Regions from separate parts of the Homo sapiens genome. Here region 2 is linked to region 1. Evidence: chromatin contacts called from ENCODE POLR2A ChIA-PET data. All regions are on one chromosome and are shown on one strand. Each heading gives the region's core, a stretch centred on a gene start or an enhancer-like site at or near the end of the contact. The rest is flanking DNA. Distances are from core to core; before and after follow the strand shown. Region 1 has its middle 31 kb from the start of MIR4703. Region 2 overlaps WDFY2 (WD repeat and FYVE domain containing 2).

Region 1 (4,351 bases), core at 1,534-4,033:
AGACTGCCCTCTGGCTCAGACCAGAAAGACAGCCACGGTGAAAAAGCCTGGTTCCTAGGATGGGAGGGAAACTGGCCAAATCTGTTTAGACTGTAATGACAACACCAAGAACTACTTTATCACAGTTGCTCATCAGGAGCAAAGGAGGTTGCCTGGGGTTGGGTGAGGAGGGGGCTGGTAACTGTAAATGGGCACGAGGGATCTTACTGAGGGATGAAAATGATCAAAAGCTGATTTATGGTGTGTGGTTGCACAACCTGGTAAATTCACTAAGAACAAAAAACAAATCATTCAGGCCGGGCTTGGTGGCTCATGCCTGTAATCCCAGCACTTTGGGAGGCCAAGGCAGGCAGATCACCTGAGGTCAGGAGTTCGAGACCAGCCTGGCCATCCACCTGAGGTCAGGAGTTCAAGATCATCTTTTGGTAGAGATAGTGAAATCCCATCTCTACCAAAAAAATAAAAAACTCAAAAAACAAAAAGCACAAAACAAAAATTAGCCAGGTGTGTGGTGGCATGTGCCTGTAATCCCAGCTACTCAGGAGGCTGAGGCATGAGAATTGCTTGAACCTGGGAGGCAGAGGTTGCAGTGAGCCGAGATCGTGTCGCTGCACTCCAGCCTGGGTGACAGAGCAAGACTTATTTCAAAATAATAATAATAATAATAATAAGTGAAGGCCGGGTGTGGTGGCTCATGCCTGTAATCCCAGCACTTTGGGAGGCTGAGGTGGGCAGATCACGAGGTCAGGAGATTGAGACCATCCTGGTCAACATGGTGAAACCCCGTCTCTACTAAAATACAAAAAATTAGCCAAGCATGGTGGTATGTTCCTGTAGCCCCAGCTACTTGGGAGGCTAAGGCAGGGGAATCACTTGAATCCGGGAGGTGGAGGTTGCAGTGAGCAGAGATTATGCCACTGCACTCCAGCCTGGCGACAGAGCAAGACTCCATCTCAAAATAAATAAATAAATCGTTCAACTGTACACACTTGAGATGGGTAAATTATATGATATGCAAAATATACATCAATACAGTTATATAAAAAGCAGGGTGTACAATAGTGTATTTAATATGCTACCATTTAAATGAAAAAGTGGGAAACCAAAAAGAAAGGCAAAAAAGACTGAACTTTAATGAAAAGGTATGCAAAAAAATAAATGCTTTCAGTATCTCCGGGCTTAGTATTAACGTGCCAAAATATGAGCACAGGTCCTGGGGGTGGTAGCCTAGGGGGAGAAGGGCAATGAAGGATATCTGTACTGCTGGTCTCCACGGGTGCTGCGCTGGAGGCTTTGGTGGGATGCCTCTCTCTCAACATACTGTGGACTGTACATGAAGCTGTCCTGCAGGCAATTTGATTTCATGTGTGATCCAGCTAAAGCTCTATATGCCACATCAGCAAATGGGAAGGGGGCAGGAGCATACTTGGGTATCATCAGGTGGGCAGCATTAGCGTACGAGGGCTGAGGGGCAGGCCTTTGACAAGGTCAGGCGTTGGGGGTGAAATAACCTCCCCAGAAGGACATTATTCTGAGGGGCGCACAGCCGTATAAAAACATGTTCAGACAATGCCATTAGGGGAGCATGGCTGTCCACAGCAAACTGGACAGGAAAAAGAAGCAGTAACCCATGCTGTCCTTGGTGATCTTCTCTCCAGAGACTTCTGCCTGGAGTTTGGTGACCTGGCCTTGGAAGACATTGTAGAGAGAAGTGCCCAAGGGGTGAGTTTGGGGAAGAGATGTGCCAGTATAAGAATTCAGGTTTGATGATTATTATTTGTAGACGTTGAATTTATTTCACATTTTTGTTTCATGGAGCACAAACATGTTCCCTTTTAAAAAGTCACTGGTAAAGGATTGGAACAATTTACCCTGACTGTATACTGGAGACCCCAGGCACAGATCTACTGAACGACCTGGCCAGAGTCAAGGCCATTCACTAAGGACAGGACCAAAGTCATCATTACTGAAAGTTTTGTGAAAATATCTTTTTGTTTTCTTTTCAAATATTCATATATGTTCACTATTACTTTGAAAAAAAAAAAAAGCCAGATTAGTCCCTTAGAGTCCCTGGACTCTGGCCTTCTTTATTATACTTTGTTTTCAGCCAATTCTAACTTGCTAAGAGGCCAACCCTGATTTCATATGGTATTTACCTTCCTATAAACTGCAGGAACAGACTAAAATTTAGTACTGATTATTTTTAAAGGCTATTTTTTTCAGTTTATAAACCTAAAGGCTGTATTTTAGTGATAAGTAATGAATTGAATAGTGTTCCCCCCAAAATTCATGCTCATCCAGAACTTTCAGTGTCACCTTATTGGGAAATATCACCTTTGCAGATATAATTAATTAAGATGAGGTCACACTGGATTAGGATGGGCTTTAAATCCAATGACTGGTGTCTTTATAAGAGAGAGGAGTGGGAGATTGAGACCCAGAGATACAGAAACACACACAGGGGGAAAAAAAAAGGCTATATGAAGATGGAGGCAGAGCTTGGAACGATGTAGCCACAAGCCAAGGATTGCCAGCCGCCACCAGAACCTGGGAGAGAGGCATGGAGCAGATTCTCAGGCAGAGGCTCCAGAAGAAATCAGCCCTGCAGACACCTGGATTTCAGACTTGCAGCCTCCAGAAATATGAGCTCATACATTTCTGTTGTTTTAAGCCACCAGCTTGTGGCAGTTTGTTTTGGCAGCCCTAGGACACCCACACAGCACACATTTCAAAGTTGCCTTTACTTGAGCAACCCTGCACACCCAGCAGCCTGAGAGACTGTGTTGAAATGTGGAGCAGATCGTGCTGCAGCTCTGCTCAGAGAAGGGGAGTCGATGGAATGGTATGAATGCTGCATGATCTATGCCACCCCCTGCCCTCTCTTACTTCCTTTCGTGTCTTTTTTGCCACACATGCCTTTTTGATATTTTCCCAGCACACCTCATGCCCTTTGCTTTTGTGTTCATTCTGGAATGTTCTTTTGGTGATATACAGACAGCTCCCTAGCTCACCTCACCCAGCACCTATTTAATAAGACTTTCCCTAACCTCTCTATTTAACATCACCACCAGTATCCCTTAGGACCCTTGCAGCTTAATTTTTCTCCTTAGCACTTGTCACTGTCTAGTAGATTATATATTTTACTTATTTATTTCATGGATTGTCTGTCCTCCCCAACAGACAGGGATTTGAGTCTGTTCTGTTCACTACTATATCCCCAGCACCTATGTGCCTGCCACATAGCTGACGCTCAATAAATATTTGTTGGATGAGTGAATGCATACATCGTTGTGCAATTGTACTTTTATGTTTATCTATGACATGCCTAATTTCTGGATACCTTGCATAGGAATAGCTTCCAGAGCTAGCATTAGAACTTATGCTACTGTTTTGGATCCTTGACTTCCCTCCAAAGCTGGACATTTGGCAGCCCAGAGCAAAGAGCATCTGGTGTTCCTAGTACCCATGCTGTGTGCCAACAGAATTAGTATGGTTCTTGGAGGTTGGTGGATTAGTCTGCTTAGGCAAAAAAAAAAAAAAAAAAAAAACACCACAAACTGAGTGGCTTAAACAGCAGAAATGTATTATCCCACAGTTCCGGAGGCTGGAAGTCTGAGATCACAGTGTCAGCCTGGGTGGGTACTAGGGAGGGCCTCTTCCAGGTTGCAGTTGGCCACTTTCCCCCTGTGTCCTCACATGGGGGAGAGAGAGCAAATTCTATGATGTCTCTTCTTAGAAGGGCATTAAGCCCATCAGGAGGACTGTACTTCATGATATCATCTAACCCTAATTACCTCCCAAAGGCCCCATCTCCAAATATCATCACATAGGGGGTTAGGGCTTCAACCTGTAGAATTTTGGGATGGGGGACATAATTCAGTCCTCAGCAGTTAAGTTTCCTGAAACCATCAGTGTCACATCCAGTAATATGGGGCTAAGTAGGCCTTTGTGCAGTAATATCTTCTCTAACAAAAATGAATATAGAATTTTAAATACTAAATTCTTTGGAGTAATATAGGCTATATCTCATTCATATATTGACAACCACCTGAATACAGAAACATATCAATCGTTGATGACATATATGCAGAACCTGTATACACTGAATTATTTACCTCCCACTCTGCATGTTGTGGTGAGTGGTTTAACATGCAACCTAGGGTAGGTTGGAGACACAAATGAATCTCCCTTCTCCTTTCCCTCTAAGATGCTCTAATCTTAAGAATGTGTGCTGTTAACAAGGACAGCACCACAGGTTCTGTATCTCTCAAGTGTCCCTCCAGCATGCCCCAGTGTGAAGCCTTCCTACTCCACAGCAGATGTCTCAGCTGTGTGTCACCCGTTCAGGATG
Region 2 (4,396 bases), core at 283-2,782, 190 kb before region 1:
ACTATTATCTATTTCCAGAACATTTCCATCATCCCAAAATGAAACTCTATATTCCCAACTCCCACTTCCCTCATCCTCGGAAAACACTAATCTATTATCTTTCTCTGTGAATTCCCTCCTATTCCTGACACTTCATATAAATGTAATCATACAATACATGGCCTTTTGTGTGCGGCTTTTTTCTCTTAGCATAAGTTTCCAAGGTTCAACCATTTTGTAGCATGTACTTCATTACTAAATGGCTAAATAACTCACTGTATATATATATATCACATTTTGTTTATCCATTCATCACTGATGGACATTGAGGTTATTTCCATTTTTTTGGCCATTATGAATAACGTTGTTATGAAGAGGTACATATGAGTTTTTGTGTGAATACTGTCATGCTCCACATAACGATGCTTCAGTCAGTGATGGAAACTGTGGCACCATAAGATTATAATGGGGCTGAAAGGGCGTGGCTGTTCTAGCACAATGCATTACTCACCTGTCTGTGGTGATGCTGGTGAAAACAAACCCACTGTGCTGCCAGTCATTTAAAGTACAGCACCTACAATAATGTTACTTGATAATGATACTAAATGACCCATGTTACTGGTTTATGTATTTACTATACTATGCTTTTAAAATCAGTATTTTAGAGTGTACTCCTTCTATTTATATATATATTTTAAAATGTTAACTGTAAACTGTAAAACAGCCTCATGCAGGTCCTGCAGGAAGTATCCAGAGGAAGGCATTGTTATGATAGGAGGTGACAGGTCCATGGGTGTTATGGCCCCGAAGACCTTCCAGTGGGACGAGCTGTGGAGATGGAAGACAGTGATACTGATGATCCTGACCCTAAGTAGGCCTAGGCTAATGCGTGTGTTTGTGTCTTAGTTTTTAACAAAAATGTTTAAAAAGTAAAACAAAAATATTAAAAATTTAAAAAACCAAAAAACCTAGAGAATAAAGGTATGAAGAAAAAATATTTTGTACAGTTGTGTTTGTGTTTTAAGCTGTTATTACAAAAAAGTTGAAAAGCTGAAAAAATTAAAAAGTTTATAAAGTAAAAATAGAGTACACTAGGTTTATTATTGAAAAAATATTTTTAATAGCCTAAGTGTACAGTGTTTATGAAGTCTACAGTAGTGTACAGTAATGTCCAAGGCCTTCACATTCACTCACTACTCACTCACTGACTCACCCAGAGCAATTTCCAGTTCTGCAAGCTCCATTCATGGTAAGTGCCCTATCCAGGCATACCATAACATTTTTTAAATCTTTTGCAGCAAATTTTTACTGTACCTTTTCTATTTTTAGATATGTTTATTGTAACAAATACCATTGTGCTACAACTGCCTACAGTATTCATAACAGTAACACACTGTACAGGTGTGCAAGCCTAGGGAGCAACAGGCTATACCCTCTAGCCCAGGCATGTAGTAAGCAATCCCATCTAGGTGTGTAAGTACATTCTCTCACATTCACACAACACTGAAATCGCCTAACAATGCATTTCTCAGAATGTGTCACTGTCATTAAGCAACACATGACTATATATGCCTTCAGTTCTGTTGGGTACATAACTAGGAGTGAAAATGCTGTGTCACAACGTAACTTTATATTTAACTCTTTGAGGAACTACCAAACTGTTTTTCAAAGTGGCTACATTTTACATTCCCACCAACACTGTTAAGAGGGTTCCAGGCCTGGGTGCAGTGGCTCACACCTGTAATCCCAGCAATTTGGGAGGCCGAGGCAGGTGGATCACCTAAGGTCAGGAGTTCAAGACTAGCCTGGCCAACATGGTGAAACCCCATCTCTACTAAAACATACAAAAATTAGCCGGGCATGGTGGCAAGCGCCTGTAATTCCAGCTACTTGGGAGGCTGAGGCAGGAGAATCACTTGAACCCAAGAGGCAGAGGTTGCGGTGAGCCAAGATCACACCACTGCACTCCAGCCTGGGCGACAAGAACGAAACTCTCTATCAAAAAACAAAACAAAACAAAACAAAAAAACAAAAACAAAAAGAGGGTTCCAATTTCTCCACATCCTTGTCAACACTGCTTTCCTTTTTTTTTTTTGAAAGGAATTAATATTTATTGGACCATTAAACTATGTTTCAGATACTTCACTAAGTAATCCACATATGTTATCTTTTAATTTTTTACTGTATTAAAATATACATAACAAAAAATTTACAACTGAAGTATACAGTTCTGTGGCATTAAGTACATTCACACTGTTGTATAACCATCACCACCTTTCACTCTCTAGAACTTTCTCACCTTCCCAAACTGAAACTCTTTACCCACTAACTCGCCATTTCCCCCTCTCCTGGGCCTTGGTAATCACCATTTGCCTTTCTGTCTCTATGAATTTGATTACCATAAGTATCTCATATATAAGGGGAATCCTTCAGTATTTCTCCTTTTTTTTTTTTTTTTTTTTGAGATGGAATCTTGCTCTGTCACCCAGGCTGGAATGCAGTGGTGCAATCTCAGCTCACTGCAACCTCCACCTCCTGGGTTCAAGCAATTCCCTTGCATCAGCCTCCCAAGCAGCTGGGATTACAGGCGCACACCACCACGCAGGCTAATTTTTATATTTTAGTAGAGGCTGGTCTTGAACTTCTGGCCTCAGGTGATCCACCCGCCTTGGCCTCCTGAAGTGCCGGGATTACAGGCGTGAGCCACTACGCCTGGCCTTGTCCTTTTCTTGATTGGCTTATTTCACTTAGCATATGTCTTCAAGGTTCATTTGCATGTGTCAGAACTTCCTACCCTTTTAAGGTTGAATAATATTCCACTGTATGTATACACCAAACTTATTTATTCATTCATGTGTTGATGGGCATTTAGGTTGCCTCCACCTTTGGGCTATTGTAAACAATGCTGCTATGAACATGGGTGTACATATATCTGCTTGAGCCTCTGCTTTCATTTCTTCTGGGCATACACCGCTAATTTAATTTTGAATGTTAATCCGACACTGTATTACTGAGATAAACTTCACTTGATCATGATGTATTATCTTTTTTACATATTGCTGGATTTTATCCACTGAAATTTTGTTTAGTTTTTTGTACCCATTATCATAAAGAATGATGGCCTATAGTTTTCTTTACTTGTATCATTTTGGTCTAGTTTTGACAAGAGGTAATGTTGATCTAATAGAATGGGCTGGAAAGTCTTTCACTTCTGCAACTTCTGAAAGAGTCTGTGTAAAGCTTGCATTGCCTCTTCCTTGAATTTTTCATAAAATTCACCAGTAAAGGCATGTGGGCCTGGAGCTTTCTTTGTGGGAAGGTTTTAACTATACATTAAATTCAATTTCATTAGTAGATACAGAACTATTAGGATTATCTATGTCTTTTTTAGTAATCTTTCACAATTTGTATTTTTCAAAGATTTTTAAAATTTCAGTTTTCAAATTTATTAGTATAAAGTTGTTCATAATATTACATATTATCCTTTAAATATACCTAGACTCTGTAGTAATGTCACTTCACTCATTCCTGATATTGATAATTTGCATTTTCTCTTTTTTTTTTTCCCTGTTAACTCTGGCTAAAGATTTATCAATTTTATTGAGCTTATCAAAACACTAGCTTTTGGATTTCATTGATTTTTCTCTATTTTCTGTTTTCTATTTCATGAACTTCTACTGATCTCTCCTTTTTTCTGCTTAGGAGACTCTTCTTTCTCTGGTATTCTAAGGTGGAAGTCAAAGTCACTGTTAATGAGTCCCTTCTTGTTTTCTAATATAGATGTTTAGTTCTGTAAATTTCTCCTTAAATACTGCTATGGCATCATACCATAAATTCTGGTATATTGTGTTTTCATTTTTTTTATTATTATATTTTAAGTTCTAGGGTACATGTGCACAATGTGCAGATTTGTTACATATGTATACTTGTGCCATGTTGGTGTGCTGCACCCATTAACTCGTCATTTACATTATTTCTCCTAATGTTATCCCTCCCCGCTCCCCCCACACCACGATAGGCCCCAGCGTGTGATGTTCCTCAACCTGTGTCCAAGTGTTCTCATTGTTCAATTCCCACCTATGAGTGAGAAGATACGGTGCTTGGTTTTCTGTCCTTGCAATAGTTTGCTCAGAATGATGGTTTCCAGCTTCATCCATGTCCCTACAAAGGACATGAACTCATCCTGTTTTATGGCTGCATAGTATTCCATGGTGTATATGTGCCATATTTTCTTAATCCAGTCTATCATTGATGGACATTTGGGTTGGTTCCAAATCTTTGGTATTTGCTATTGTGAATAGTGCCACAATAAACATACGTGTACATGTGTCTTTATAGCAGGATGATTTATAAACCTTTGGGTATATAACCAGTAATGTAATGGCTGGGTCAAATGGTATTTCTAGTTCTAGATCCT

The links. ChIA-PET counts read pairs that join two places held with the same protein, here RNA polymerase II (POLR2A).
Region 2: POLR2A ChIA-PET joins it to region 1 with 12 read pairs in AG04450. The contact joins two enhancer-like sites. POLR2A ChIA-PET finds 5 or more read pairs at or near these places in 2 of 52 experiments (AG04450 and activated T-cell).

Annotation. Positions count from the first base shown.
Region 1 is chr13:51,519,048-51,523,398 of GRCh38, reverse strand. No RefSeq gene overlaps it. Among named protein-coding and RNA genes, the nearest start is that of MIR4703, 31 kb to the left of the region's middle. Within about 2 kb of position 2,783, at least 3 of the 41 ENCODE cell types and tissues checked have a DNase peak (open chromatin) inside an H3K27ac peak, as active enhancers do.
Region 2 is chr13:51,711,892-51,716,287 of GRCh38, reverse strand. All of the region lies in intron 4 of WDFY2 (WD repeat and FYVE domain containing 2), which reads right to left. Among named protein-coding and RNA genes, the nearest start is that of DHRS12, 90 kb to the left of the region's middle. Within about 2 kb of position 1,532, at least 5 of the 41 ENCODE cell types and tissues checked have a DNase peak (open chromatin) inside an H3K27ac peak, as active enhancers do.